6 separate regions of the Mus musculus genome follow, and all the other regions are linked to region 1. Evidence: chromatin loops called from intact Hi-C (ENCODE). Cell type or tissue: left cerebral cortex. All regions are shown on one strand.

Region 1 (5,000 bases):
GTGTGGGGCCATCTGAGCTTCTCAGTGCGACTGTCGCGTTCTGTCAGCCTGTTAGAGTGGACACAGTGCTTGCCCGTTTCTCGGTGTGTGTCTGTGTAGCTCTCGGTGTGTGTGTGTGTGTGTGTGTGTGTGTATCTGGTTGTGGCAACTGCAGCCCAATCCTGGACAGTCCTAGAGTTTCTGCCTGATATAAGTCTTGGGGCCAGCGTACAGTGTGGATGGTAGGGGTGAACGGAAGGAGCATGGATAGTGGGGTGGGGGGCGCTGGATGGAGAGGAAGAAGAGGAAAAGCAGAGGAAGGGGAGACCGGAGGAGGGGTAGTGATCAGGAGTTTGGAGCAGAATGGCTGGGATCTCGAGAAGTTGGGCCCGGTTGGGGGACTAACAGCGGTCGCTTATGGGGGAGCCCCTCTGCAGTCGCCTTTCCGGAAGTTGGGAAAGACCAGCTAACACGGATAAACTGGGGGTTGGGAGGTGTGAGGAAACGTGGCTGATGTTACCCGCGGAGCAGAAGGTGGAGGGGATGACAGGGACAGAGTCTCTACTCCAAGGGCTGCGGCCTCCCCTCTGGTGCCGGTGCCGGGCCAAGATCCAAACGTGCTTCCCGCCCAGGAGCCAGAGTGGGTCTCGCGGTCAGCATTGCGGCTCCAGTATAGTGAGGAATTCGGGAGCCGAGTCCTTTTCCTACCCAGCTCTCGGCTCCAGGGCAATTAGAAGGCCAAGCAATAGGACCTTGGCAATGACCCTCGGCGCCTGGTAAAGGGGCTGTGGGGGGTCAGTGAGGACCCCAGAGCAGCAGTCCAACTGATCTCCGCTATAGGGGCAGGGTCAGGGAAGCTGTGTGCCTAGTGAAAGCGTCAGGTCTGCCAGAGCTCCGGATGAGCTGTTCCTGCTTCTAGAAGGGCCATTCAAGAGTGGTTTCTTCTGGGACTCTCCAGTCTTGCTAGATCAGAATGTCTAGGGGTTTAGGATATAGCCCCACCCCTTTCATACATACAGGAAGAGGAAGTGAGAAACGAAGAGCAGAGGCACCAGGCCTGGTAGCATCTTGACCATACAAGATTCTGGTTATCAATGCCTTCTGCTTAAAGAAAAAAAAGTCTTTGGTGCAGGAGAGCCGGCCGGCCGTGGACCACCTTTTCACTTCTGCATTTGCCAGGGAATGCAAAGGAAAAAAAAAAAGTCATCACTCCATTCTGGAATTGGGATAGGGGAACCTTATCATTTTGGAGAATTTACTCTGGTTCCTGGGATGGGATTTATGGGACCACATCAGGTGCATCTGAGCAGGAGGCTACCTCAGTCTCTTACTGTATGGGTCATGGCTGGGACATGAGGTGCTTTGCTTAAGAAGCACATGTGACCTGATGGTAGCATGTGGGCTATGAATGTGTAACTTATGTCAACCGTGCACGTGTATGATGTGGCGAGGGGAACACACCCCGTTTGGGTTATGATGGGAGATGTTTAAACTACCCAATCAACAATCAGCACAGAGTCTTGAGGCTAGTGCCTCATGCCTGAAATCTCTCTACTTGTGAAGGCTGAGGCATAAAGAATCACCATGAATTGAAAGCATCTAGGGGCACAGAAGGAGAACCTGTCTCAACAAAGCATTATAAACCAAACCAAACCAAAGTCTAGCTCAGTCCTCCCACCACGTGGTACCCAGTGGTCTGACCCTAGGGCTAAATGAACATGGGAAGGGTTCCTCTCCAGGCTTGGTCTTGACCCCTCTTCTTCCTCAGGTGCCATCTTCGAGGAGAACGCAGCCAAGGACGACAGGGTGTTCCAGTTGGCTGTATCAGACCTGAGCCTCAATGATGACATCCTGCAGAGTGAGAAGATCACCTACTCCATCAAGGTCATCGAGGCCAATAATCCGTTCCAGGCGGTGCAAGAAGGTGAGTGGTCACTGAGCCCATGCATGAGTCACTAGGCTGCAGGCAGTGAGGCCGTGCAGCAATGGGTCCAGGCAGGGTTGCTACCCAATCCGTTGTACAGAGCCTCTTGGGCACTTACTTGGCTGCTATGTCAGGCATGGTGGCGTGTCCTCCCAGGCCTAGCAAGGTAGGCGGTTCGGTGCGGTCTGGGCAAGCAGAGAGCCTCTACGCACCTCAAACGGCTCTCCTGGCAGGACTGTGTGGCTTCTTTCCGGCCAGGTGGATGCGCGTGTGCGCTCTGCGCCGCTACCGAGCAGGCGTGTGGCTCAGGGAGGTCTTTGTTTCTCGCGTGTTTGTGGGTGGGTGTGTCTTCGTGTCGGGTTCCCGTTGTCGTGTGCACTTCCCCAGAAGCCTCTTGTGTCCTGCAGCCCACGGGAGCTCGTAGCTCAGAGCTCTTCCTGTTTGTCCTGTCTGTAGCCCAGCCTGTCGAGCGCTCAGTTGCACACTCTGTGGGTCCTAGAAGCTTCTGCCCCTCGGGTCCTCAGCTTCTCTGCCTCTCTCCACTGTGTTTGGAGCAGTCCGTCTTTGCTTGTGCTTGCTCGGTGGACCTAGGAGACGTTGCCGCCTGGACCGGAGGTGGGCGCTGTTCGCTCAGGAAAAGAGCCTAGCTGGACTAGGTCTGATGGCAGAAAAATACTAGCTGCCCAGGGCAACAGCCCCCCCCCGCCCCCCGCAGCTAGCTCGCTTAGGATTCGCGGAGGCAGGGGCAACAGGTGGGCAGCCAGTGAGGCCACCAGTCTTTGCTGGCACCCTCTGGCACCTGCACTCGCGTAGTGCACTTACATGTGTGCAGGCAAAACACATCTATACATTAAGTAATGGGAGCTACTACTGCTTTTAGCATCCGCAGATGTCCGTTGTCTGATGTCTTCTGATACATTAGTGACAGCAGCTCCCTCTGTCTTTCCTTCCCGTGCATTCCCTCCACGCCTACTCGGCTGGAGGCTCTTGAAGTGTCCCCTCTCTCTTGTTGTTGATTTCTGGTCAAGGCCCTGGCAGGAACCTGCTCAACTATATTCTCTTTCCCGCTCTCCTTTGTCTTGTTTACAACAAACAAGGCTCCGTTGTGGTGCTAGTGCTTCCGAGTGCCTCCGATACAGGGGTACAGTAGAAAGCATAGCATGTAGGGACTTCTTCCCAGAACTGGCGGGGCTACAGGGCAGGGAGCTCAGCTGTCAGTTTCTCCCTGGGCTTGCTGGGCCTAGGGTCTGCCTGTTGCTTTGGGTTATATACTGTCTACCAGTCTGCCGGTAACCTTCAAGATGGGTGAGCCATGGATGGATGGATGGATGTAGTCTACAGTGCTGGGATCTTCACACAGCATGGGGGGAGGACTTTGAGGGCCTTCTGGTTTTAACTACAGCAAAAGATGAGAAGGGGGCAGCTCTTGGGGAGGGGCTGCTGGCTGTAAGGCTCAAAGGGTGGAGGATGTTTTAAACGCCCAAATCTTCAGTCTCAAGAGCTGAATGGAGGTGGTGGTGGGTAGGGAGAGACTGGTGTTGTTTTATTCTGAGATCTGTGGGGCCGGTGAGGTGGCTCAATTAATAACACTTCCCACTCTTGAAGAGGACCCTGGTTTGATTACTACCACCCATATGGTATCTCACCACTGCCTGTGACTTCAGGTCTAAAGTACACCCTCTTCTGGCCTCTGCTGGTACCTGCGCAAATGTGATGCACTTATGTGTTCAGGCAAAATACTCAATACATACATAAAAGACTGTGAAGTGCTGCTTCTGGCTCTGGCAGAGGTCTGTTGTCTTATGTCCTCTGAAGTAGAGTCATGGGGGAGTGCCTGTCCTTCTTATGTGGCCCCATCCCACAATCTGTCTCCAGATGCCCTCTGACCGCAGACATTTTTGTGGGTGTGTTCTCATCATGACTCCTTGGGACCTCTGTCTGTGGCCTCTATCAGATTAGCACACCTCGACAATGGTTGCAGGTTCTGGTGACTTTCTTCATGGTGTAGGGCATAGCTATCTCTACCAGAAGGACCCCGGGGACTGAAGGTGACAATCTTACACAGTTTTTTTTTTTTATTTGTTTGTTTTTTCAAGACAGTGTTTTTCTGTGTAGCCCTGGATGTCCTGGAACTCACTCTGTAGACCAGGGTGGCCTCGAACTCAGAAATCCACCTGCCTCTGCCTCCCCAGTGCTGGGATTAAAGGCGTGAGCCACCACACCCAGCCCTTACACAGGGTTTTAACCGGAGGCAGGGTGCATACATGGATGAACTGTGCAGCTGGGTCCCTGGAGAGGTCATCTCTGTTGATGAAACAGCTGTCACACAGCTTCAGCAGATTTGTGCCTTGGTGGCGGGAAAAGTCCTAGTATTGTAGATGTGCCTTTTTTTTTTTTTTAATGAAAAAAAAAAAAAAAACCAACTTTAAGAGACGCCTCATGGGGCTGGAGAAGTTAAGAGCACTGGCTCCTCTTCCCAGAGATCCTGAATTCAAATCCCAGCAACCACATGGTGGCTCACAACCATCTGTAGTGGGATCCACTGCCCTCTTCTGGTGTGTTTGAAGATGGGGTACTCATATACATAAAACAAATAAATCTTTAAGAAAGAAAACAATGCACTGTTGTGCGCTTAGTGTGCTCACATAGCAAGTGGCTACTCTGGGCATCCAGACAAAGCTTCCTTAAAAGAAGAAACAAGAAACAAGAAAAAGGAGACTGTCTAGGTCTGTACTTCAGTTGCAAAATAGAACTTTGGGGGGGGGGGTGTGTTTTTGAGGCAGGGATTTGCTCAGTAGCGCAGGCTCTTCTTTTACTTCATCCTCCTGAGTGCTAGCATTAGAGGCTAGCCTTCCTCCAGCACCACACTTGGTTCTCATACCTGGTCTTTTACTTGCCAACCGGTGGAACAATCTAAACAACAGACAACACAGAGCTATGTGCCATTTGACCTTCAAGCCCCAAGTGCAATTTTTTCTAGGCAAGCAAGGCTCTAGTCAGGGCCTTTTACTGGTTTAGACATTGTTTGTTTGTTTGTTTGTTTTTTAAATGGTCACTAGTTTCTTTTTTTGTGTAACTGGAAAAATGTCTCAGTCTC
Region 2 (5,000 bases), 250 kb after region 1:
GTACTTTTTGGCTAATATCCACTTATCAGTGAGTACATACCATGCTTGTCTTTTTGGCACTGAGTTATCATACTCAGAACAATATTTTCTAGTTCTATCCATTTGCCTGAAAATTTTATGATGTCCTTGGTTTTAATATCTGAATAGTATTCCATTGTGTACCACATTTTCTGTATCCATTCTTTGGTTGAGGGACATCTGGGTTGCTTCCAGTTTCTGGCTATTATGAGAAAGGCTGCTGAGAACATAGTGGAATACAGCAAACTAATAGTCGACATCAAATTAAAAGGAGAGCAACTTGAAGCAATTCCACTAAAATCAGGGTGAAGACAAAAACAAGGCTGCCCACTCTTTCCTTTACTATATCCTATTCAATATAGTACTTGAAATTCTAGCTAGAGCAATAAAACAAAAGGAGATCAAGGGGATACATATTGGAAAGGAAGAAGTCAGGTTATCACTATTTTCAGATGATATGATCATATACTTAAGCAACCCCCAAAATTCTACCAGAGAACTCCTACAGCTGATAAAGAACTTCAGCAAAGTGGATAGATATAAAATTAACACAAAGAAACCAGTAGCCTTCCTTTATACAATGATAAATGGGCTGAGAAAGAAACCAGGGAAATAACACTCTTGACAATAGTCACAAATAATATGAAATATCTTGATATAACTCTAACCAAACAAGTGAAGATCTGTATGTCAAGAACTTTAATTCCCTGAAGAAAGAATTCAAAGAAGACATCACATTATGGAAAGATCTCCCATGCACATGGATAGATAGGATTAACATAGTAAAATGGCCATCTTACCCAAAGCATTGTAGAGATTCAATGCAATACCCATCAAAATTCTAACACAATTCTTCACAGACACGGAAAGAACAGTTCTCAACTTCATATGGAAAAACCAAGATCCCAGGATAGATAGAACAACTCTGAATAGTAAAAGAACTTCTGAAGGAATCACCATTCCTGACCTCAGACTACTTCAGAGCAGTAGGTGATAAAGACAGCATGTATTCATACAGAGATAGACAGATCAATCAGTTGAATAGAGTTGAAGACACAGAAATAAACCCATGCACATATGGACATTTATCTTTGACAAAGAAGACTAGTGACTTCTTAAAATGCATGCCTTCAGTGAGTGCTACAAGTTCCCTGCTCAATGCTGCTTTAACTATATCTGACACAGTTCAATTCATTTGTCTTCGTTTTGTTCCAAGAAGATTTCTGGGTTGTTTTTGAGACATCCTCTTTGACCCCAATGTTGTTTTATAGCATGCTGCCTGGAGATTTTTATTATTATTTGTATGTTATTGATTTTCAGTTTGATTCCACAGTGATCACAGGACACAGTCTGTAAAAGCCCAAGATTTCAAACAGGATCTGACAGTTGAACAGAATGCACATTTTGTTTTTTTGAGTAAAATGTTCACAAGTGTGTGTTAGATGCTGTTGGCTGATGGAATTGGTCGGTATTATGTTCTTGATGATTTTCTGTCATTCCCTTTTTGTCTCTGGCAATTTCCTTTGCTCTCAAGTATTCTTTATCTGATGTTAATGGGCAAGTCTTGATTTCTGATTTCAGTCTGTTTTTCTCCCTATTACTTTACTTTCAACTTCTTTATTGTTCATTAGAGAAATTTTCCTATAACAAGCTGAGATTTTTTTTTCTTTTCAGTGCAGCATAGTAGCGTATAGTTGGCCATTTGTCCTTGTTGACGTATTCAAGCTTATATCTGCCATGGTTTTGGTGTGTGTGTGCGTGTATGTGTGTATGTATGTGTGTGTGTTTCTGTATGTATGCCTGGGGAGGCTAGGCAGTCTGGGGTGTAGCTAGCTAGTGAGCCCCAGGGACCTTCCTGCCTCTACTTCCTCAACATTAGCATTGCAAGTATGTGTCATCATGCCCAGCTCCTTTTAAACGTGGGTTTTGGAGAGTAGAACTCAGGTGGTCATGCTTGCAAGGCAAGCATTTTACTGATTGAGCTGTCTCTTCTGCCTCTGTACCTTTCATTTCATTTATTGGCTCCAGTTGATCTCTGTGCTGTATGTTTATTTTTCTTGACTCTTTTCTGAGTAACTTGAACGTTATTTAAAATTCCATTTTGATTTATCTATAATGTTGCTTAGTGAACTTCTTTGTCTAGCCTTTGAAGTGGTTTTCCCCAACTTGAGCACTCACATATGCACCCACGTACCCATGCACCCACGTACCTATGCACCCACGCACACAGTCTCATTATTGTCTGCTCATTGCCATTTTACCAGCTCAAGAGAAGCACAGAAAACTTATCTCTCTTTTGTCTTTCTTCCTTGCCTATATATAATTGTCTTACATATTTATTGCACTTATGTGTATAACTATACCAGACAGTGTTATAATTTTCTTTCAATTGTTAAGCAAAATTTAGCAACTCTAAGCAGAGAATGAAAGTATATAATACTTACCCTTATTATTTCTTACCACATTCTTTCCTCCTTTGTGCTATTTCAAGGCACCTTACTTGACAATTTCCTTTCTGTTTCGAGTACTACCTGAAGCCTCTCTTTAGGTTGAGCCTCCTGACACCAAATTCTGAATGTATTCATGTGTGAATGTCTTTATTTTGCCATCACTTTTTACAGGATATTTTTCATTGAATTTATGATCCTAGATTGCAGGTCTTTTCCTAAAAAATGTTGAAAAATGCTATTGTCATTCCTATGGAAAATGTCATGTCACTCCCTCATGGGAAATATCGGGTCACCTACATATGACCTCGGTGGTTCTGATGAGAAATAGTTTGCCATTCCAATTGTTATTTTTCCTTGTAAGCAATCTCTTGATGCGTTCAGGATTTTTCTCTGTCTTTATTTTATCAAATACTTGTCTATATGTTTTTGATACAGATATCTGTGGGTTTTTTCTACTCATGAAAGCTTCCCGAATCTGTAGGTTTACATCTTTTGCAAACTAAGCAGTGCGGGCCATTGTTTCTTCAAGTACCTTTTCAGCCCCACCCTTTCTCTCCTCCTTTTCTGTGACTCTGATGTGCCAGTGTTAGATTCTTAAAGTAGCGATGGTTCCCTTAAAGTCTATTTCCCCATTCTTCAGATTGGGCAGCCTCTACTATTAGATCTTCTAGTTCATTGGCTCTTGCCTCCAGGCCTCACGCCCCACCCCCCTGCATGGAGTCTTATATTGTTATATTTTTTCAGTCTACAAATTTCCTTTTGATTCTTGACCTTCTGTTGAAGTTTCTGTTGTCTTTTGGCTCAAACATATTGGCAATTGCTTGTTGAAGCATTTTTTTTAATGATCCCCGCTTATACATGGTTGTCAGAATGTGAATACATCTTCCTTGTTCAAATCTATTGCTTGTCTTTTCTTTTCCCATACAGCTTGAACTTCTTCTGGTTCTTAATGTGAGTAGTGATCTTTATTTGAAACCTGAATATCTTGGGGACATTTCAAATTCTGCTTCTTACTTATTTATAACTTATATTTTAGCTAATTCTCCTAGTGCTGTCTGGGAAATCAATTTGTTTCCTCATAATTATGAAATCAGGGTAGACATCTAGGCTGTTCCCTGGAATTCTGCTGAGGGCTAGGGCTGGGGGCAGGGCTTCTTGTTTATGCTGGGGCACGTTTGGGAGTATTTCACACACTGTGCTGTGAGAGTATGTGTATCCATGTGATTTCTATATTTCTGCGTAGAGATGAGTGTTCTCATCTATATGAGGACTTGTCAGACAATGCCCACCACAGGCAATGAGTACTCTATTTCAGCCAGGTGGAAGTGGAAATTCTAGGCTTTTCATTTGGGCTTTGTGAGTGTGAGTGAAGCCAAACCACTATGCCCTGAAGTGTCTGGCTAGACACCAGAGCAACATGATCATTGTATCCAAGTCTGTTGTTTTGGTGGCCTTTCCTCGAGCTAGGGCTGGCATTACCTGGGGATTTCCCATCATGCTGTGAACTGTTGATGTTGCAGAGTCTTCAACTATGAAATGCCTGACACAGAAAGGAAACTCATGATGTCATTGCCTTTGTCATGATGTCATTCTTTAAGGTTCCTAGCGGCTTCTCTGCTTTCTTTTCTTTCTTCCTTCCTTCCTTCCTTCCTTCCTTCCTTCCTTCCTTCCTTCCTTCCTTCCTTCCTTTCTTTCTTTCTTTCTTTCATTTTCTTTCTTTCTTTTTTTTTTTTTTTAACACTGTTGCCTTAAGGCTTTGGGGCTTGAGGTTGTACCTAGTGGTACTACTAGGACAGAGTATAATGTCTCCAGAAGCAGGTTCTGCTCTCTGACCTCTGCTAGGCTGGGATGGCGCTTCCCTAAGCCGGCATCCTTCTAGCAACTCCAGATCTAGAACAGCAATCCCCACATGCTCTTGGCCACATCCCTCATTCTTTAAGCACAGAGATACAAAATTAGTCAACAGTTGCTCATTTTTCAAGCCTGTTTAAAGATAGAATTCATTTGAATGCTTAACAAGTAAATCTGGCTTCTAAGAAAGTGTTTAAGGGATCTCAAGTGGAGGATATTTATTTAGTTCTACATTAACACGTGTGATCTCTCTCTCCCTCTCCGTCTCTCCCTTTTTATTTGCTTTTTATCCCATTGTTGTCTTTTAATTAGGCAATTCCTTCACAGGATGTTCTTTCATTGAGAATTATTAAAGATATAAGCTTTCTTTTATCAAGCTGTGTGCTGTGCAATTGTATACACTTTACATTTGACTCTGGGGAAATTTAGGAATTGTGGGAGAGAAGGTGCTTCATTAACTGGTGGAGCAAGATTGTGCCTTTAAGCGGAGACAAAGCTACGGAAGTGTTGGTAGGGCTGGGACAGTCCGTGGTTGTTGGCAAGGACAGAGGCAGCCAGTGTCAGGGCCTTGGCAGACAGTTGCTCCTTCTGTGCTGCCTACAGTACGTGCCCTGCATGAACTGAAGGACAGTGGGGGGTGGGGAAGGCTAGTCTGCACAGGCCTGCCCAGGGGCTGCAGGC
Region 3 (5,000 bases), 61 kb after region 1:
TGTAGGACTTTCCCCTCTCTGACCAGACAGCCTCCTTCCTATCCTGGGTTGTAGGATTGCAATCTCGGGACCCAGTTGACCGTGACAGTGAAGAAGAGGAACAGGATCTGTCTGGGAGCCATCTTGGGTTAAAACTTAAGTTTTGGGATTCTGGCTGGGCCACTTGACTCTGTCAGATAGGAAGGAGTTCCCTGATATCAGAGCTGCACATGAGCTGTTGCCACTTGTCCTGGTCCTAGGTCTTGGTCAGGAGCTATGCCTGTGTCTGGGGCATGGATGGCGGACTGGTTTTTATTAAGTGGTTCCTTTAAGGATGGGGTGTGTGGCCCTTATGCCTGTAGGGCTTCCTCCCTGGTGTAGGACAGACACAACAACACTGTGATCCATGGCTCAGCTAGATGGAACACAGAAGTGGTACGGTTGGTAGCCTTTGCCCAGGAGTGTCTTCCTGTTCAGGACTCACAAGAGAGGAAGGCACTGTGGGGTGACTGGGCACGGCTTTCGGGGAGTTCCCACAAACCTTCTACTGAGTCCTATTCTTCCCCGCTGGGTTCCCTGGCTTCTCCTCCTCAGCTAACTTCTGAAAGTTGGGGGTTTGTGTATCTTGCCTGCTGTGCTGTGGATCTGGGGTCACCTGGGCTCTGCTTCCCCTTATTCTACTGGGCTCCTTCTTGGCTTCACTCCCGGGCCTCACACACATGGCCCAGGGTAGCCTCCCTCCAGATGGGCTCTAAAAGAGCAGAAGGGCAGTGAGTCCCATGATCTGTGTAGCTGTCCTGGGACATGAGGTGGTCAGCATCTGGGACCTCCTTGGCCTTGCGTGGAGCCTTGCAGAGACTGGGAACCTGCTCCGTTTGCTCTGGGTGTTTCCTCTCTAGGGCTGCTCTCTCTGGCCGAGGCTTCAGGACAGTATGGACTGAGGCAAGCCCTCTCTTGGTTGCCTGTGAGATGCAGAAAAGAAGCTCCTCCCACCTTCCGCACTGCTTCTGGCCTCACTCTCTCTTGCCCCTTACTGCCCTGAAGGACCCTGTCCTTGGCTCTTCCTCCCGACAGAGCATCTCAGTGCCCCCAGTTGATGGTACTGTGTCTCTCAGTCTCTTAGTCTCCATTTTCTGTTTTCCTCTGTCTTCTCTGTCATGAAGTCCTAAGTAGTTTGGTTATCTGCCATTCAGTTCACTTCTTTTGGTGGGCACGGAGAGATATATTAATTAAGTGACAGAAATCCAAGTTAAACTAGTTTAAGTAAAATGAGTTTTTTTTTTTTTAAGCTTGCTTTTTGAGAATATATCTAGCTTCATACATGGCTGGGTCTAGCAGTTTCAGATGATCATGAAGCCTTCTATTCCTGCTTTCTCTCTCAGGCTCCTCCTGTGTTATTTTCCCCTTCCCTTCTCAGTCTGCCCTGCCTGATGGTAAATTGACCACAGGACCTCTCCCAAGTCTGATCTTTAGTGTCTGGTCTTAGCATGAGTGAGGGTCCCTTCTTGGGAAACTTCAGCAGAGGTCCGTCCAGCGTGAGTCAGCAGCACATGGTAGGCAGGACATTTCAATTGGTCCGATCTTTCTCTGTAGGGGAATGTCCAGTGTATTAGAGAAGGAGGCGGGCAGGAGGCTCTGCGGAAGAAAATGAGAGTGGGGATTGGGGAAGGCAGGCTAGGGCAGCCCTGTGGCTTGGGAAGCAGGGAACTGGGATGATCAGAACCATTTTAAGAAGATTAAGCCAGCAGCCATGGGGAGAGTGGGTGGGCCATGGGACGTGGTGAAGGGGGCCAGAGGAAGCCGGGTTGAAATGGTGTGTGCTGACTCACTAAGGCGGTAAAGAGCTTCAAGGGACTTGCAATGCTCTGATATTAGTAATTTACCATTAGGAAGGTGGCGTAAGTGATAATACTGTCCTGTGGAGCTTCCTCTCTGTTTCTCGTGACCGGCTGATATTCCTGGGGTGAAGATGATTGCTCTGTCTTCGCCAGGCAGTATGGAGCTGAGGATGCTGTACCTCCCCTGCACTCTTCCCAGGCATCACTGTGGGGACCCACCAGTTAGGCTGCTCGCCTTGAGTGGCAGAAGTCTCATCAATCTATTCCTCAAGCGAAATAGGTGCTTGGATCAGGCAGACTCTAATGGCCCAGGGAGCAAGAGCTTTGGAAGTGAGAGCATGACATCCATACTGAAGCTGGAGGGCAGGCACAGAGGAGGGAGTCCTATGGCTGTACAGGAAGGAGCTGAGTTCTGGGAGACAGGCAGGTTTGCTGCCCTCCGGTAGCACATGCACTATCTCAGTAGTATGCTTGCATTGCCTTCTGTGCCCACGAGGCTGGACTCACTGTGCCCAGGGAAGCCCTTGGCCATACATTTGAGGGGAAGCTATGGTTGTCCACTGCTAGATGGAGCTTTTTTTTTTTTTTTTTTTTTTTTTAATCTGGGAGTTTGTGCCTTGCTGCTTTGGGCTTTGGGAGGTAATGGCTGCAGTGAAGTTTGAGCGCGAGCCTGATGACGAGGATCCGAAGGTACCGTGTTAAGTTGTTCTTCTTCAAGCAGCACGTAGGCAGGCCTGCGGCAGTTCAGCAGGACTTTTTGGCTCCCATAAAGTTCCATTTCATTTGAGTCATTTTGACGACCAAGTGTTTTGTGTGGATGTTGCGCACATTCTAGAATAACTTTGAGAGTTCTCCATCATCATCTTGCATATCTTGTGGGCATATTATTAACGTCTCCGAGTGCACACCTCTTTATTTTTGCATGCAGTGCAGGTGATAGAGCCACTGTGATTCTTATAATGACCTCCTACCTGGATATTTTGGCCTCTCTTCAGCTCCCTGAGCCCTTTCCCTGTAGCCTTGCTTGTTGAGGGAATAACTACGCAGGAGATGTGGGAGTTTCTTGGCATTTGCCATAGAACTTGGCTATGGATAGGCAAGCAGGTGCCACAGTGTGTGTGGTAAGAGTCCCCACCCTTTCTTTTTTGTGCACATACTTAGATTCCGCCATATGGCTTGGCCTTTGACAGAGCATCTTTGGACTGCTGTGAGCATAGCCACAGGTGCCTTTTTCTAAAGGAGGTGATAGCGTGACTCAGAAATGGGCACTTTTAGTTGGAGGCAGAAATTTGCAGAGCTGAGCTGCCATGTGGGGTGAAAGAGGAGGAGGAGGAGAAGGAGACCATCATTGCTGAGGGAGAATTTTCCTGCAGTTTGTAGGAACATCCTCTATGGCTGCTGATTGCAGTCACCTTTAGCTTGCATGGCTAGGAGACCTCAGAAAACTCCAGGACAGAACAAGCTCAGAGCTGAAAGCACAGAGCTCAGAGTTAAACCGACTACTGAGATGTCACCCAGGTTGGGGAAACGGTTAAAGAAGGACGTGAAACTAGATGTTATGGAAGACATCAGGTATAGTATGTAGGCTGTTCTGTGCAAACCAGGCCATGAGAAGGGGTCAGCTAGCTGTCTTCTGTGGCCTGTCTGAGAGTCTAGCTGGCCATACTTTGCCTAGGAAGCAAAGAAGCTAATGCACTTGTCCTAAGGACAAGCCTCATACACAGTTCTTGGGTTGGGAACTTGTGGTCCTTTTGGACTCAGGGGCTGATGTCTAAGCACTGTGGACTGGGACAGTCAGCCGTGGGTCATTTTCATGTTTCCCCTCTGTTAAAAAGGCACTTGGTAGAGTGACAGTAGCATCCCCTGTCAATTGAGCAGCAAGTTACTGGGGCCAGGCACAAGGCTTTCATCTGATTGCCCTTTGTCTGAGGTAGCCCCCAATGCTCAGTTAGATGTGAATTTATCAGTGACTTGACCTGAAGTACCAGTCCCGCAGAGAAATGGTGGGGAATGTGTTGATCACTGCCACTCCCGTTTTTCCTATGGCAAGTCCTCTTCCCCATAGATCTGCTCTTTCCTACTCTCATCTCATGGCATACCTGGAGCCTCCCATGCTAGGCTCTTCAACAACTTCCACAAACCAGGCTTTCTCCGTGTATCCTCCTGGATTTCATCTTACCAGCATTTAGGGTCCTATACTGTGTAGCCTTCTTGTCCCTGGATGGAGTGGTCCTGTCTTTCTCTCTCTCTCTCTTTTTTTTAAATGCTCTCACACACAGCCAGAAGTCATATGTCCATCTTCCCTATCAGCCCCTGGGGCTTCCAAGAGTCCCAGTAACATAGCCTGAAGGAGCAAACACCACATGGCCATGTCTGGGCCCTGGCCAGAGCCTGAGCAATGGTGGCTGAATCCTTGTTGATGACTGAAGGCCCTAGTTTCTGCCCCATATGTGTCCCCAGTTCCTTCCTAAGGCTAGTGGCAAGTGTCAGTGTTGGTAGAGCTCTTGCTAGGTGCCTGAGTGCAGAACATTAGTCTCCTTAAGGGCAGGCATTATTGTTAGGTCATATTTCAGAGTCAGAAGGTTAGAAGCAGCTAAGTTTCTCATGCCCAGGGTCAGGACCTGGTAGGTTATGGGTGCCTGGTAGTTTTGGGGTCCACTCTCCCTCTTTCTGACCCAGCATCTCAACCACATGCTGAGGGGTGAGCCTGTCTTCCCTGGAGAAGCTCTTCCTGGAAGGCCTGCCTCAAATTCTCACCCTCTTCCCTTTGACCTCACTCATGGGAGAAGGTGTGTAGGGCGTGTCTGAAGCCCATGGAAGTTCCCCCAAATTTAGTGACCCAAGCAATCAAGAAAAACATACCTGAGCCTGGGCTCTTCCGCTGCTGAGGGAACTGTAGCAGCCACTTCATTTATAGCATCAGCCACCTGAACTGAGGGACGCTGGCTACTCCCCATGGCATCATTTCCAAATCTTTGATTGGGCTCTGATTTCCAGGCTGCTATAGGCTGATGGTCCAGGCTCTTCTTCATACCTTTTTCCTATTATGGAGGAGAATAAATATCTCTAAGCTTGTAGTGAGATCCAAGAGGAGGCTGTATCTATACTTAAACAAATACCTGTTCCCACGCTAGGTGCCTGTATATATACCTCTATACACTCATACCTCTGCCTTATCTAGAC
Region 4 (5,000 bases), 740 kb after region 1:
TGTCTCCACATCCTTGCCAGCATCTGCTGTCACCAGAGTTTTCGTTCTTAGCCATTCTGATTGGTGTGAGGTGGAATCTCAGCTTTGTTTTAATTTTTATTTTTCTTGGCATAGATACATGTATCTACATGTGTGTGTGTGTGTGGCAGCTAGAACTCACTGGTAGGTCTCATTCTCAATTGCTCTCAACCTTATATTTTAAGAGAAAGTCTTTTCACTGAGACCTGGAACACACCTCTTTAGCCAAAAGGGCTGGCCAATGAAGCACTAGGGACCTCCTGTCTTTATTTCCCCAACACTGGGATTATAGGTGCTTGCAGTTGTATTGTGATTCTTTACACAAGAGCTTGGGATCTGAGCTCAGGTCCTCATGCTTGCACAGCGAACATTTTATTGACTGATCCATCTCTCTAAACATTTGGACTTCTATTTAGTTACTTCTGAAACATTCATGTTGCACAGTCACATTAAAGATAGCTGTGTCTCCTACAGCCTTGGTGATACACCAGAAAGAGTGTGGAGATACCTTCAAGGTCCAAAATATCCTCCTTAAAGGGAAATTTTGGTACTGCATTTTACTCAGTGTGGGGCTAAGAGACATGGGCCAGAGAGTTCTGGGGTACTTATGATGGTAAAAAGATTTTTTTGTTTTGTTTGTTTTTCACTAAGAATATGTTGTACAAATTGATACAGATGCTGGCTTGCCCATTTGCAGTTAGGTCCTGTCACAGCAAGTGTCCCATTACCATTTACTAGTCCTCATGTTATGGTTTGAGCATGTAGACTAGAGGTCTAGCCAAGCTTCCTCAAACAAACAAGAAAGACAGTGGTTATTGTTTACAAATGGAGATGGTGGGTATTTAGGATCAAGAAGGCAAGTTCTTACTTCTAGAGAAAATCCTTCGTGTGTAGCTTGGAATAGAGGCAGGGGAATTGCCTGCATGGTTTTCAGATGTTGCGTTTTGCACAGCTTTGTCCAATAATGCTGTAGATGCAGGCTTTCTACCCAGTGGCTGTGTGTGCCTATCTATGAGTCTACACATTGCATACGCATGGACTTGTGACTTGAAGGACTCCAGCCACCCCCTCTGAGAATCCCACCTGTGGTCACAGGGGCTGTTCTAAAGTCAGTTTTCAGTTGGCCTGAGCCAGTTTCTCCTTTTTTTTTCTTTGTGAAACATCACTTGAGAAGTAGAAAGGAAGCTGATCTTAATTCTTCCTTCAACATGACATGCCCTTTTGAAATCGTACAAATAACCGTGTCTGATTGTCATGTTGAATTGCAAGCGTGGATGTGAAATGCTCCTTTGTCCGACTGAAGCCAAATATTAGGTCATAAGTCAACATTTTGCAGAGAAACTTGGAAATAGAGGTTGAAAATTTATATCTTTTCATGGGAAAACTTGTTTGCCAGTGTGTGTGTGTGTGTGTGTGTGTGTGTGTGTGTGTGCGTGTGGGAGGGGGATTACAAAGACTGTTATCTTCCTATGTGGATGGAGAGAGATGTATGTCATTTTGCAACCTGGGTCAAAGTCCTTTAAGACTTCTGAGATTGGATTGGCCAAGGAATGAGGCCTTGACATAATATTTGAATGGTGCTGCAGGTGACAGGCTGTAGGTGGCACAGATGTGTATCATTTCTTACAAGGTTATGTGAAAGGCTGCAAGAAGCCAATTCCCAGTGCAGGAGGTCATATTCTGCCCACAACTATTTCTAATGGAAAGAATCTGCCAAGGAAATAAGACATCTTGGGTTGTGGACACTTAGGGTATTGCGAAAAGAAACCTCCTGCTAGGCGTGGTGTTGTTTGCTTATAATCCTACTACTTGGGAGGTTTAGTTGGGTCATCATGCCTTAAAATCAGCCTGGGCTATATCATAAGATCCTTTCTCAAAACCTAATCTTCCCAACCCAAGGGAAAAAAGAAAAATGCAAAGAAATAAAAGCCTGATTTTTAGCATCCATTTACTTCTTGGAGAATCTTAGGGGAAATGAAAAGCCAACAAAGGCAGGAACTGGAACAATGCCCTGGACAGTACCAAGGAGCCTACAGCTTGCCAACTTGGTTTAATTTTGTCTATGATGCTTCAGCCCTATTACCAAGTCTACAGCTATGCTTTACAGCATCCAATGTGAGCCATAGTGGTAAGGACAACAAGGCAAGAGGCATCTGTGTGTTAAACAGAGAAAGGAAACTAGGCACTTTGATACATTAAGAATGTTATGCAGTATTTTAAGAAAACCAAGTGACAATGCCTCTTTGGAAGAAGAAAAGCCGTTCACATTCCTTCCGAGTGCCCAAATTTTAGTCCAATTTAGAATCACTGATCAAAATAGAACTGAGTGTCTGCTGTGGAAGAGTTTGAGAGGTATCAGCTAGGGATGCAGCTAGATTCACAGTTGAAGAATTTGCAACCATCCCATTGTATGGAAGTACTGGGGCCAGAAACCTGCTCTTGCTAGAGCACGATAATCTAATTTAAAGGCAGCCTAGGCAGCACAGCAAGGTTCTGTTTCAATCCTGTCTGCCCACAACAAAGAAATTAAAAGATGCATGTATGTTTACATTGTGTATGAGTGTATATACTTATCCTCATTGTACCCATCACATCCCATTCCGTAATGAGGTCTTCCCATGCATAGCAAACTCTAGATGTGCTTTTGCTTGGTATTTCATCTTGGCCATCCAGAGACACGAAACCCATGTACATGTTCATGGTAAGCAAGACGTGGCAGTCGGGAGATTATTAATAAAAATTATCACAATCCCTTCAACATTTATATGGTATTTATTATATGGTATTATGTGGCCCCTAAAACTCTGCTCTGCAGTCTTACACCCCAAATGTTACTCTCTATACTCCCCAGGGGTGAGTGTACTAAATTGAGAAGTGAGTCAATGTCACTGTGACCTACGTCTAGCTCATGCTCTCCACCTGCTCTATGAACTGTAGATGGATCTACTAAGATGAATGGTTTCAATTGGTGGTATATTTACAAGTCACAAATGCTAAGAGAATTAATTGTACAGTGTGAGTAGGACCACATAGAGGAGTCCCCGGAACCTAATTATTGAGATGTCACACTGCTTGAAACTATATAGCTAGATAGGATGCTGGGCTTCATGGTGATTTGGGTCTTTCAGGCAAAGAAGGGGAACTACGCCTTTCTATGGGATGTGGCCGTGGTGGAGTATGCAGCCCTGACAGATGACGACTGCTCAGTGACTGTCATCGGCAACAGCATCAGCAGCAAGGGCTACGGGATTGCCCTGCAACATGGCAGCCCCTACAGGGACCTTTTCTCCCAGAGGTAGGCACAATAACAAATCATTTCTAGCAGCCTTGGCAGCTGGAATAGAAGGAAAACCTCCTGCTATGACATAAGAGCCATTATCAATGCATTGATTCTTCCCATCTTCCTAATTACTAGCTAGGGACCAATGTGCCTTTCTCTATACCTCTTCTTGGGCCCTGCATAAGTACTAGGGTGAAAAGAAGAAGTTCATGGCCTCTTTGTAGGAAGACAGCAGTGTGGGTAGAACTATGATATATGTAGATAATATCAGTGCAGAGTCAAGCAGTGTCCCAGGAATGGGGTTGGGCAGAAGAGGGCATCTGATATGGCCCAGGACTTCTCATGGGTAGTAATATCCAATGCACATAGGAGTCAGTCAGATAAATGACTAAGTAGGATCTGGGGAGGCCGAACAGTCTCTTTTTAAAAGTATATCTTCAAAGTGTGAGTTGTCCATGTGGAGATGCAAAGTAATAGAGTCGAGAAGCACTGTCTCCATCTGTAGCAAGGTGACCTGATGAGTCCTGTGGACTTTGGATCAAATTTCCTGGCTGGATGAAATAGATGCTGCTGTCCACTGGGGCAAGAGATGGACCTCGCCTTTTTTTGTTATGAGAGGCCAACCTCTCATTTCGTTTCTTCTCCATTCTCCTCATGTCAAAAGTAGGCTTCTGGGTTTCTGTGCCATCCTCTGAGAGTTAATTAATTCTGATCTCTTCTCATTAATATAGGGAAACTCAGGAGCATTGTGGAGAAAGAGGAGGGATGGCTAAGTAGAGAGGAAGTTTTCAACTATGTTAAACTGAATGGATATCTCCTTCAGAAACCAATGCAGCATGTCTACTTTGTTCTTGGGTTTCATTTCCCATGTGATTGTTGGTATGAGTTTGTCCCTTGAGCCTGCTTAGGTTTAGACTATTGGGCATGATCAAGTTCCAAACTGCTGTTCTCCCTCAGAATACCAATCTCTCCTTATCCCATAGTGGTTCTCTGTTATAGCAGTTTATATGGTCTGAATGATCTGGATTGAAGCAGGGAGGGTAGAACTGAATGATATTGGTAAACTCAATGCTTGTTTTCTTGTAGCCAGTTTACCAGCCAAGGCTCTTGTCTCACAAGAAGTCTAGCCTTGGACCCTCAGATTGGACATATCTGACGTGGCATCCTGCTGAGGGAAGGAATTAGAATTGAGGTGATTGAGGAAGTTCTAAAGGAAGGCTCTGCCTTGGCTCATCGAAACCCGACAAGAGGTGGCAGGAACATTGTCATGAACAAATCCGTTCAGTGCCAAGCTTAGGGATAACCACCAGTTGCCTGATTAACACATGAATTGCAGCCTTCATGTGTTATCCACTTGAAGAATATCCATCTGGAGAATATCCAGGTTGATACAGGGAAATTATTGAAGACATCCTACTTTCTACCCTGTAATTCAGGGAGAAAAGGAGTGTGTTCTGTGCTTTATGCTCTTCCAGCATCCAGCTCTCCTGAGTTCCAGTCCAGCACTGGACCATGTTACCATTGTATCTGCAAACCCTACTACCTGCCCTTTCCTGGATTTCTAGACTGGATCCTCTTGCTCAGGATCAGCTAAGCCTCAAATGCACCAGAGAAGGCTGAGAAGTAGGGTTTGCAACCAATGTAGTAAGTATTGTGCTTTCAAAACTTGGTGAAGATGTAGGAGCAGTTAAGTGTGGCTTTA
Region 5 (5,000 bases), 74 kb after region 1:
CCTAGTGTGTAGCCAAGGCGACATCTTTCTGGTCATGCTACTTTAGTTACTTAACTAGCCAGTAAAAGCAAAAGGCCAGGCAAGTGCAGGTCCCAGGCTTCTGTGAAGGATGGCACTACTGGGAGGATTTCTGAGGGTGGCCAAGAAGCAGCTCTTTCCCCTGCGAGTCTCTGAGTCTCTGCTCAACAGAGTTGGCCTCCTGGAGAGGCTTCCTCATCTGTGATGCCACGGAAGACAGGGCCGAGGTGCTGCGACCAGGCGGTTAGGAGGTCTCTGTGTTGGGCGTCTGTCTGCCCGAGTGCCTGCCTCTCTGTTGCTCTGAAGGAGGCAGGGGCTGGGCCTGCAGCTGCCTGGGCAGAGCTGCTCCTTCGAGGGACACACTGCTGGCTCCTCTCTCTGGTTACAGACTCACGACGTCATGCCTCTGGTCTACAGCACACCTGACCTTCACAGCCAGCATGGGCATCACTATGCCAAGTCAGGGAAGATCCTGGAAGTCTGGCCCTAAGGACAGAGTGGCGAGGGAGTGGACATGACTGAAGATGGGCTCTGAAGAAGTGTAGTGAAGCTTAGGTCAGGTCCACTTCGTCAGATAAAGCTGCATCTGGAGTCCTTCATCCAGGGCTGTGTGGCAGGGTAGAGAGCAGCAGGGACTAAATGTCTCCCAGCTGTGGGGCAGGTTACAGACTCCAGCCCTGGGAGAAAGTGGGACAAGGTGCTAAGGGCACACAGGGAGGGCAGGCTGGGAGTTCTATTAAGTGTCCAGGCGACAGAGATGTTGCAGAGAACTCAAAGATGAAGAAAATGACATTGAAGACCAAGGGGTAAGGTTATACCTGCTCGTGGGGTTGGCCTCCTAGCTCCACAGTGACAAAGCTGCTGGGATGGGGGAAGCCAGCAACCTACAGTCTGCCATGGCTCAGCCTGAGCATGAAGTGGAGAGTTTAGTTAAGGCTCTATATGAGAATGAGCTAAGTGAGCATCCAAGGTCACTGTGAAACAACATCAACACAGAAGCCATGAACCTGCTGGAAGGAAGACAACTGGAATATGTTCCCAGCTCTGCCGTGAACTTGCTGGGTTCTTAGACAAGTCCCCTCCCCTCTCTCATTTTCATCATCTGGATCCTCTGTATAACTGAGAGCTGGGCATTTTCAGTCTGTCTGAATGGCATGCTCCTCTCAATAGAGTGCAGTGGGGTGGGGCAGGGGAGATTCAGTGGTCTATAGAGTGCCTTGGTGTGGGGCAGGGGAGACTCAGTGGTCTAGCCTGTATTCTGTTGAAAGCCTGCTCCTAAATACTAGTTGGTGTTTGTAAATCAGCTCTTATTGAGACTTCCTGTGTGCCGGGCACTGTGCTAAGCATTTGACAAATATTAATTCTCTTAATTTCTAAAGCAGTATTGGGAGAGAAGGTGGGGGGACCATCCCAGAGAGGCAAGGTGATGATGCAGGGTCACACAGCCAGGTCTCCAGCCCAGACCTGGGGACCTAGGATCCCAGTTGCTCTCCCTGATCTGATGGGGACCTTGGAGGTTGCAGAAAGAAGTGAAGAAAGTGGCTTGTTTTGCTGAGTGAAAGAAAGACCACTGGACAGGAGCTTAGGACTCAGGGGTGGGTGGGGTGGGGGTGGATGGGGTAGGGGGGGGGGAAGAGGGGTGGGTGGGGGTGGGTGAGGACGACCAGTCTTTCTCTAGAGAATGCCCTCTTTCCTACAGAAGGACCAAACTCCTCCTTGAAGCCTTCCCAGCTGGGACCACTGAGGCCCAGGGGAGTCAAAGGTGAGTTTATAGGGGTAGCATGGCCTGCACGGATATGTAGGAATCGAATGCAGGAGTTTCTCTTCCAGGCACACACTCTAACCACCAAATTTATGTACGCAGATAAAATGCAGGGGGGGTGTAATGTCAGATTAATGGATAAATAACCGTCCTGGGTTTTGGCACGGTGGCGGAGCGCGCCAGTGAGAAGCCTCATTATGTGCGGCTCTGCCTCGAAGAACAAGCCTCTCGCTGCCACCCCAGCACCGGGCCCGCGAACAGAGCATGAAATTGTTGGAAATGGCTCCCCTTCACCCTCAGAACAAAGATGTTTTCTCCAGCATAAATCGGCTCTCTCTCGGCGCGGGGGCCGGCGTTCCCACAAACGCAGCCTATGCTGCGCTAGCGGCCGGGGGAGGGGGCTGTGCGCCTGGGAACGAGGGCTTCCTGCCTGGCTGCTGCGGTGGCTCTGTCTCTGGGCCTCTGGGGACAAGGAGCGCAAGTCTGTAGTGATGTGGAACCTTGTGTGGACTGAGGTTGGAATTAGAGCTCGTGGAAAGGCAGCGAGCGTAGTGCTGGGTGATTTTTTAACCTCTCTGAGTGCAGTATGTTCGCAGCGAAGTGGGGCCCTGGTAGGGAGCAGAGATAAGGTGGAGGATGAGTGACAGATCCAGCAGCAGATCCAGCAGTGCTAACAGCTGCCAGGCACGGGGGTGGAGCCATAAGTACCACCCAGCCCCCTCTCTCCCATCCAAGTCCTGGGCAGACCAGAAGAGTCAGTCCCTTTTCTCTCTCTTCGTTCTCTTTCTCCTGGAGGCAGCTTGGGCAGTGGAAAGAGTACCCAATTCATGTCACTGCCTAGCAGTGTTACCTTGGGCAAACTGCGTTACCTCTCTGAGCTTCACTCTTGGTACCTGCTGGTGGAGAACAACAGGTCCACCTTTCAAGACTGGTTATAAAGAGTGATGTGCCAGGCACACACTGCTCCTTGGATAGTAATATTCCGTAACAGATGCTTAAGGAGTCTAGCCCTAAGACACGGCAAGGGCATGCCAGCTGGGCATGACCTTCAGGGTTTTCAATGGGAACTGGGACCTTTATGATGGTGGCTGCTGGATGCAAGCATGTGTAGCGTTCATAAACACCTACCCAGGCCCTCTTGGGCAAACCCAGTGGGTTTCCATACCTCGTAGCACCTGGCCTTGTAGATAGTGGGTTCTATTTACCCTTTCTTTCTCCTTTCTGTGGCCTTCCTCTCCTACTCCATACACTCTAAGGAGTTTCTTGCTGATCCAGATTAGAGATGAGGAAGAGGAAGTTTGAGGGATTGTCCTAGACCTGGGCTTGGTCATATGAGGCCTGGCGCAGGAACATGGGGTGACCTTTGCTGCTAATGGACCCTTGGCTAGGTAGTATATAAGGCATGTTCCAGGCACTGGGAACTCAAGTCAACCAGTTACCAATCTTGCAGAGTTTGCTTGCCTTCTGGAGAAGGGCAGTGATGCCTGGTGACAGGCTTGGGGCTCTGCACTCACCGAATGTCTCATCTGCAGCACCAATGAACAGATTATGTCCACTCTGTCCCATGCTGGCAGGTCTGGTGTGCCCTGTGTCCTCCAGGGATCCAGCAAGTCCCACCGATACAGAGCCCCTGGCATATATGAGGCAGCCTCAAGCTAGATTCTGTCGGATTATTTTTTGCAGTCATATAATTTGCTGGGGCGGGTCTCAGTTTCCTCCTGCCAAAGTTGGGGTAATAGTCACTCCACCTCTCCTGGCTGGGTAGAAAGCCCCTATGCAGAGCCTGAGCAGGCTGAAGGGTGCTTCTTTCATGCTAGGTGTTTGGGTCTTTGTGGGCTCATACGACACCCCTCCTTTGCAGCTTCTACGAAGGCCATCTCTTAGATCTGATGAACACCTATCTGGTCTCCGGTAGAGCAGACTCCCCAGACAGCAGCTCCATCTCCCACCTGCCAGATCTTTGTTTAGCTCAGAACTAAAGACAAAGCAGAAAGCACAAAACCTTTCTTCCATTGAAAGCAAGGGAGCTATCTGCCTTGTCAGCTCTGGAGTGGCTCAGCAAGGCCAGGAGGCTGGTGATGGGTGAACCTGTCTGTGGGGCCTCCCTGAGGCACTTTCCATCACTGTCCTGTCTGTCATCATGGTTTTCACATTTGCAGCCAGATGCTGGGGAAGTGCTCTTGCTCCATGTTTGGAGGAGGAATACTTCCCATGTTCACCTACACACTCTGTTATAGCCCAGCTCCTAACAGCCCTCTCTAGCCCCTGCCTTGGGCCTCTGGGATGTCATCTACTGTAGGCGTGTCTGTCAGTTCCCACAGAGACCAGGAGCTCCTGAAGGCTTTGCTGGAGTCCAGGGGTCATTAGAAAGCCCAAGGCCTGCTGGACGTAAGGATCAGAGTTAAGGCTGTCATGAAGTAATACTCACAGTGTGTAGTTAATAGTGCACGAATGGCAGGTGGGCGGTGCCTATGCCTCCCGGTTTAAGGTAGCAGATAATAAGAAGAATGGTGCTTATTGACCTAACCACCCCACATGGTGATTCTTGCTTGTTCCATGACCACATATTGTCTGCCTCACACTAACTAAGCTCACAAGAGACTGACTTCAGTTGAAAGCATGTCAGCTTATTAATGAGAAACCAGAGCCTGTGTTCTCATGGGTCCCTCCAACGTCCAAAGAGCAAGACCATCGGGTGATACTGACATTTGTTTTGGATCCCAGGAGGAGGCTTCTTGACTATCATTTAGAATCCCCTTGCTTCCTGTCACCCCTCCCCTCAGCCCACTTTGCTTACTGTTTTCCATTCCATTTCCATTCCATCACTCTCTTCTCTGTTCCCATCTCCATGCTTGCCACCTGTGCTAGCTTCTATCCTACACATGCATTGTTAGGGTGAAGCTAGAAGCTAGACTCTATATTCATTGGATTAGATTTTTTTTTTATTATGGTAGTGGGGATTGAATCAAGGGCTTCTCTTGTAAGCACTCTACCATTGAGTGATACACCATTTCTAGAAATAATTACTTTTAATCTGGGTGGTGCTAACAGCCCACAATCTTATCCCTGCCCCCTACCTTTTACTTAAACTTAGAGCATTTTCCTTCAATGTTGGACAGACCCAAGTTTTCCTGTTCTTTCCTGATATTTTATATTTCCTAGTTAATATGAATATATGTAATTATACATTACTTGCAGGATTTAACACCATTCTCCAAAA
Region 6 (5,000 bases), 120 kb after region 1:
CAATTACCTATTCATGTCATGAAATTTTGGCAAAATATAGGAAAATAAAAAAAGAAAAACACTTACAAATTGCTTTCATTTTGAACATTTTGCATTTTTTTCCTTCTGGTCTTTCTTTCATGCATATTGAGTTTTATTTAATTGATATTGTAAAATACATAGATTTTTACATCATTTTTCATGTACCTTTCTATGTATGACAAGTGCTTTCTTATATTGTTGTGGGGTACACGGCTGTAGAGGCTGTGTGTGCTTTCTTTGTGTAGTGCTTCCATAACCACGAACTACTTGCATCTTTCAGATAGTTTGCAGTGTTCCTTGGGTACCACTGAGTGTCCTCTTTTACTTTTGGATCTAGTTCCATGGTCTGGATAGTTTCCCAGAGAGTAATGAGGAACACAGAGCATGAAAATGTCAGGACTCAAAAAAAAAAAAAAAAAAAAAAAGAGCCGGGTGTGGTGGTGCACGCCTTTAATCCCAGCACTTGGGAGGAAGAGGCAGGCGGATTTCTGAGTTTGAGGCCAGCCTGATCTACAAAGTGAGTTCCAGGACAGCCAGGGCTACACAGAGAATGTCTTGAAAAAAAAAAAAAAAAGAAAATGTCAGGACTCCAGTATCCTTGCACAAATCTTTAGGAGCTGCCATGCTTTGCTCACTATGCATGCATGTGTATGTGTGTGTGTGTGCACATGTATGTGTGTATATGCACATGTGTGTATGTGTATGCACATATATGTGTGTATGTGTATGCACATGTATGTGTGTGTATGTGTATGCACATGTATGTGTGTGTATATGTGTGCATGTTGAGTATGAGATAGATCACTGTGTACTCCTTGAGCTCAAGGGTCATTAGACGAGCCATGTAGTTATGGAGGTCGTGTGCAGAGCCATGGCAGAGAATTGTGGGCATCTTGAATGAAGGCTGTGGCCAGCCTCGGGAGGTTGAATCGTTCCTGAAGCAAGAATGAGCATGAAGATGAGTTGAGGAGGTGAGGGGTGCAATCTAGTATGTACAGGTAGAATGAAGAGCATGAGGTGCAGACATTGTGTGCCTTCACGAATTGCCCCAGGTAGGCACATATGTGTGTGTTTGAGTGCATGTAAATGTAGAGAGGTCAACATCTTATGCTGACGTCTCTCTCTGAGACAGTATCTCTCACTGAGCCTGGGGTTCCCTGACTTCCCTAGTGTAGTGGGTCGGAAAGCCACGGGTTCCTCCTGTCTCTGCCTACCTACGGCTAGGATTATGAGTATGCACCACTGTGTCAGCTTTTAAAAAACTAGGTTTTCCTCTTTCAAACCCTGTCCTATACCCTTCTTTGCTCTATTTCAAATGCCTGGGTTTCTTTTTCATTAATTGTTGTTATATATGTACGTTCCTAAATACACAACCTGCTCAGTCTGTATAATGTTACTTGTATGTATATGATTTCAGGGCTGACCATTTGCCATTGAGTAACCCATTGCTGTGCTCGTCCCTGGGGAAGGCTTTCTCAGCCTTCCTTAGCCGCCTGCAGAGTTGTTGTTGATGTTGTTGCAATAGATGGAGACCATTACAGAAAACCAAAGCTAATTAAAATATAGAGTTGCGGAGCCCGGTTCCAAATGATAGGTCTTCAACCCAACCCCTGAAGCCCCGGCTCAGGAATCATTGTGGAAGATGAAATGACCATGAGAGCCAGGGGAACAGGGAGTTTGCATTGAGACCGTGGCTCTGAATATCAGAAGCTAATATTCATCAAGTCCCACCAACATGGCTGCTACTCGTGAGCTGAACAAGGGCTATATTAAGAGATCTGCTAACATGGATGGGACAGGAGGCTCACAGAGCTACAGGCAACTAAAGACCATGGGTTCTGGGTATCAGAACTGAGATTCTCATGACTGTGTGGCAAGGATTTTACACACTGAGCCGTCTCCCCAGTTCTCACTGGGTGTCTGAAGACAGACACAATGTTTAAATGATTGGATTTCCGAGAAGCCAGGGTGGAGGGGTAGAACATTTGGGTAGCTATGAGATCCTTGAGAGAGACCTCATGTCCTTTGTGTACCCAGCCTCAGGCCCTGCATGGGAAGTGGAGGAACCATTGGGACCTGGGACCCGAGTTATCATCTACAATGTCCCACAGTGTGTATGGCAAAGCTCTAGTATGGGAGCAGCTGCCATTGGTGCCAGCCAGTGTAGGGGATAGCCCTTCTCACATCTTTTCTACCCTCTCCCTCCCTTCTCCTTGGGGTGACCACCCTTGTTTTTCGCCACTTCCCCAGCCGGGTCTGAAGCATTACATAAACTGTAGGGCCCCCACTAAGGAACTGCATTGTCAAAGTCGTTCAGCGTCTGCTGCGTGCAGCAGATGGCTCGCTGCCATCCACAGGCTGTGTTTTCAGACTGCATCTGCTTCCCCACATTCGTAAGACATGCTTGCTTCAAAACTGGTGCGTGGAGTTGGAGTGTGGGAACAGGATCTTTCTATCTGCTCTGATGGCCCTAGAAGGTATATGAGCGTGTGGTCAACGGTGGCGCGTGCCCCTTGTGGTTACTGGGCGACGACGTCTAAAGTTCAGGCTCCTGAGTGGGTCAGTCTCAGAAAGGGCTGTTGTCATCTCAGTCTCCTTTCTCCTCTGTGCCCTTGGTAACTGCCTGAGCTATGGGTGCATCTTCCTTTGTGATTGTCGAGTGGCTCTTGAACAATCCTGGGCAACTGTAGCCAAGCACTTCATCTGGGCTTTGACCCAGTATCCTCATGATAGAACTCAAGTGGACTTGAATCCTGCTCACCACCTCTCCTTATTCTGGGTCCTCTGGGGGTAAGTATATGTCTTCCTGACATCATGATGTCATCCAGAGCTTACAGACACAAGCAGTCCAGTTCAGACAACAATTGCAGAGCACATGCTACACTCTTCGCCCATGAAAAGGAATACACAAATTCTGCAGCATGAGTTTTGGTCTCCTCCCCAGCATTTGGCTACAGCCCAAGGTGGGAAACATCATCTAATTCAGAGTTCTGTTTGGTGAATCAGGGGGATCGGGGGTGGATCCCTTCTCTCCTACCCTTCTTTAGCTAGCCTGGGTCAAATGATGGCCCCTTCTGACTTTTCTTTCCTCATCTGTTAAATGAGCCTGAGATGTGTAGCTTTAATGTTTCACCCACTAAGGTTCATAGGAGCTGCTGACCAGGCTGGAACTGGCTCTTGGTCTGTGTGGGGAGGCATCTCAGGGCCACAGGCATGAGCTGCTGGGTGGAGCTGTGTGGATGAAGCCTCTACAACAGTGCCCCATGCTGATCTCTTCCTGTCTTTTTCCTTCCTTTCCAGCCTGTGACCTCATGACCCAGGGAATTTTGGCCTTGGTCACATCCACGGGCTGTGCATCCGCCAATGCCCTGCAGTCCCTCACAGACGCCATGCACATCCCACACCTCTTTGTCCAGCGCAACCCCGGGGGTTCACCACGTACTGCCTGCCACCTGAACCCTAGCCCTGACGGCGAGGCCTACACACTGGCTTCGAGACCACCTGTCCGTCTCAATGATGTCATGCTCAGGCTGGTGACAGAACTGCGCTGGCAGAAGTTCGTCATGTTCTATGACAGCGAGTATGGTGAGTCTGGGGAGGCGGGGCTGAGGCTTGGGTCTAGGGACAGCTTGATGCTGGGAGCCTAAGAGTAAGAAGCTTCGACCATGGGACTCAGTACTGGCATACTGTCAGGGCATATATCCACGTTGGTGGTCTGGGCTGAGTTTTCCTCAGGGCGGTAGGGCCCAACCTTGAGCTTTGTGAATCAGGGAAGAGCTGCAAAAACAGATCTGTAGATAGGCACTAAAGTTGCCTAGCAACATCACCTTATCATGACAGCTGAAGTTTGAATCATCTTAGAATTTTCAATAAAATATTAATAAACTGCTGGCAGGGATCTGAAGAGCTACGTACAGGCAGAAGTGGAGGCTGCCTGGCTAGGTCTTCCTGGCACCTTCTCTGAAGGCTACCCCTCATGCTGGATGGTGGTCCTCTGAAGGCTACCCCCATGCTGGATGGTGGTCCAGCCTCAGGTTTTTGTTTACATTCACTTTGATCTGCCCTGTTTCAGGGTCTGAGGCTGGGGCAAAGATCAGAAGTAGGGGTCTGTTAGCCGGTGGGCCTGAGGATATGCATGGCTGTGCGTGGCTTCTTTGAAGACCTCGTCTGTGGAAGTAAGCATAATTTATTTGTTAGGAAACCATAAAAGCCAGCTTTGGAGAAGCAGGTTCATGTTTTCTTAAAGCTTCTCTGTAAGAAGACCATTTCCAACCCTGAGGCAAAATGGTTTCCACGATTTGTGCTTCAGAAAGGTTTTATTCGGAGACCATTGATAATCACATATCACTACTGAGAAATAATGTAGAGGGATATCATGCGTCCTCCACCCAGGTTCCCTAAGGGTAGCACTTTAATGAGCTGTATCACTTAATTAGCGGTATCACAATATCACAACCAGGATTTGACCCTCCTGCAGCCGGCAGACCCTTCATAGCTTGTGTCTATGTGTCCGATTCCAGTCTGCTGTGGGTGTTGGGTCCTTTGTAGTTTACCAGTTTCCATGTATATGTCCAGACCAGTCTGCTTTGGGTGTGGATTCTTTCTGTAGCATTTCTCTAGCATGCATATTGGTGTGATCACTAGCCAGGATCCAAAGTGGTTCTCTTAAGAATCCCTATGCTACACGTTTATAGCCACAGCCCCTGTGTCACCTGTTCCAGGTTGCTGGACACTTATGGGGTTTGGAAGCCCCCTTGGCTGAGGTTAGGATGGAGCTGTACAACCCTGTAAAGTCCAGTTTTGTCTCCCGGTGAAATAACCCGTTTGCCAAGCATGTAACTAAGAAAAGAAATCAGCATATGTTTGCATTTGCCTAAATACTCTGCTTCCCTTAGTCTGGGATGTTGTCCTCAGTACTTGAACAAATAAACTGTTGGGAGTCTTACAGGAAGAATTGAAAGAGCAAACAGTTACTGTGT

Evidence for each region. Peaks named below come from ENCODE experiments on the same cell type or tissue, not always from the same donor. Only the 100,000 strongest peaks of a DNase experiment are listed, where the experiment ranks them.
Region 2: a loop joins it to region 1, with 3 times the contacts of the local background. A loop is called at or near these places in 5 of 42 quality-filtered maps.
Region 3: it touches region 1 in a loop (2.4-fold over the local background); 5 of 42 quality-filtered maps call a loop at or near these places.
Region 4: it touches region 1 in a loop (6-fold over the local background); 2 of 42 quality-filtered maps call a loop at or near these places.
Region 5: a loop joins it to region 1, with 2.5 times the contacts of the local background. A loop is called at or near these places in 5 of 42 quality-filtered maps.
Region 6: it touches region 1 in a loop (2.9-fold over the local background); 2 of 42 quality-filtered maps call a loop at or near these places.

Annotation. Positions count from the first base shown.
Region 1 is chr14:34,820,806-34,825,805 of GRCm38, forward strand. It overlaps Grid1 (glutamate receptor, ionotropic, delta 1), which reads left to right. Exons shown (of 16, transcript NM_008166.2): 2 at 1,748-1,903. Among named protein-coding and RNA genes, the nearest start is that of Grid1, 3.2 kb to the left of the region's middle. In left cerebral cortex, CTCF peaks have their summits at 2,512, 3,599 (motif pointing left) and 4,428 (motif pointing left); DNase peaks (open chromatin) are centred at 506, 1,329, 1,936, 2,525 and 1 more place; H3K4me3 peaks cover 2,200 bases; H3K27ac peaks cover 25 bases.
Region 2 is chr14:35,069,929-35,074,928 of GRCm38, forward strand. The region is part of intron 4 of Grid1 (glutamate receptor, ionotropic, delta 1); the gene reads left to right. Among named protein-coding and RNA genes, the nearest start is that of Gm41133, 61 kb to the right of the region's middle. In left cerebral cortex, no CTCF peak of the experiment used is centred here; DNase peaks (open chromatin) are centred at 2,228, 4,408 and 4,891; H3K27ac peaks cover 623 bases.
Region 3 is chr14:34,881,843-34,886,842 of GRCm38, forward strand. All of the region lies in intron 2 of Grid1 (glutamate receptor, ionotropic, delta 1), which reads left to right. Among named protein-coding and RNA genes, the nearest start is that of Mir346, 10 kb to the right of the region's middle. In left cerebral cortex, no CTCF peak of the experiment used is centred here; DNase peaks (open chromatin) are centred at 2,606 and 2,969; H3K27ac peaks cover 453 bases.
Region 4 is chr14:35,559,349-35,564,348 of GRCm38, forward strand. It overlaps Grid1 (glutamate receptor, ionotropic, delta 1), which reads left to right. Exons shown (of 16, transcript NM_008166.2): 14 at 3,147-3,313. Among named protein-coding and RNA genes, the nearest start is that of 4930596D02Rik, 250 kb to the right of the region's middle. In left cerebral cortex, no CTCF peak of the experiment used is centred here; a DNase peak (open chromatin) is centred at 2,192; H3K27ac peaks cover 371 bases.
Region 5 is chr14:34,894,337-34,899,336 of GRCm38, forward strand. The region is part of intron 2 of Grid1 (glutamate receptor, ionotropic, delta 1); the gene reads left to right. It overlaps Mir346 (microRNA 346), which reads left to right and starts at 273; the gene lies at 273-370. In left cerebral cortex, a CTCF peak has its summit at 2,185; a DNase peak (open chromatin) is centred at 2,085; H3K4me3 peaks cover 752 bases; H3K27ac peaks cover 1,032 bases.
Region 6 is chr14:34,942,432-34,947,431 of GRCm38, forward strand. It overlaps Grid1 (glutamate receptor, ionotropic, delta 1), which reads left to right. Exons shown (of 16, transcript NM_008166.2): 3 at 3,322-3,606. Among named protein-coding and RNA genes, the nearest start is that of Mir346, 50 kb to the left of the region's middle. In left cerebral cortex, a CTCF peak has its summit at 300; DNase peaks (open chromatin) are centred at 2,386 and 2,946; H3K27ac peaks cover 378 bases.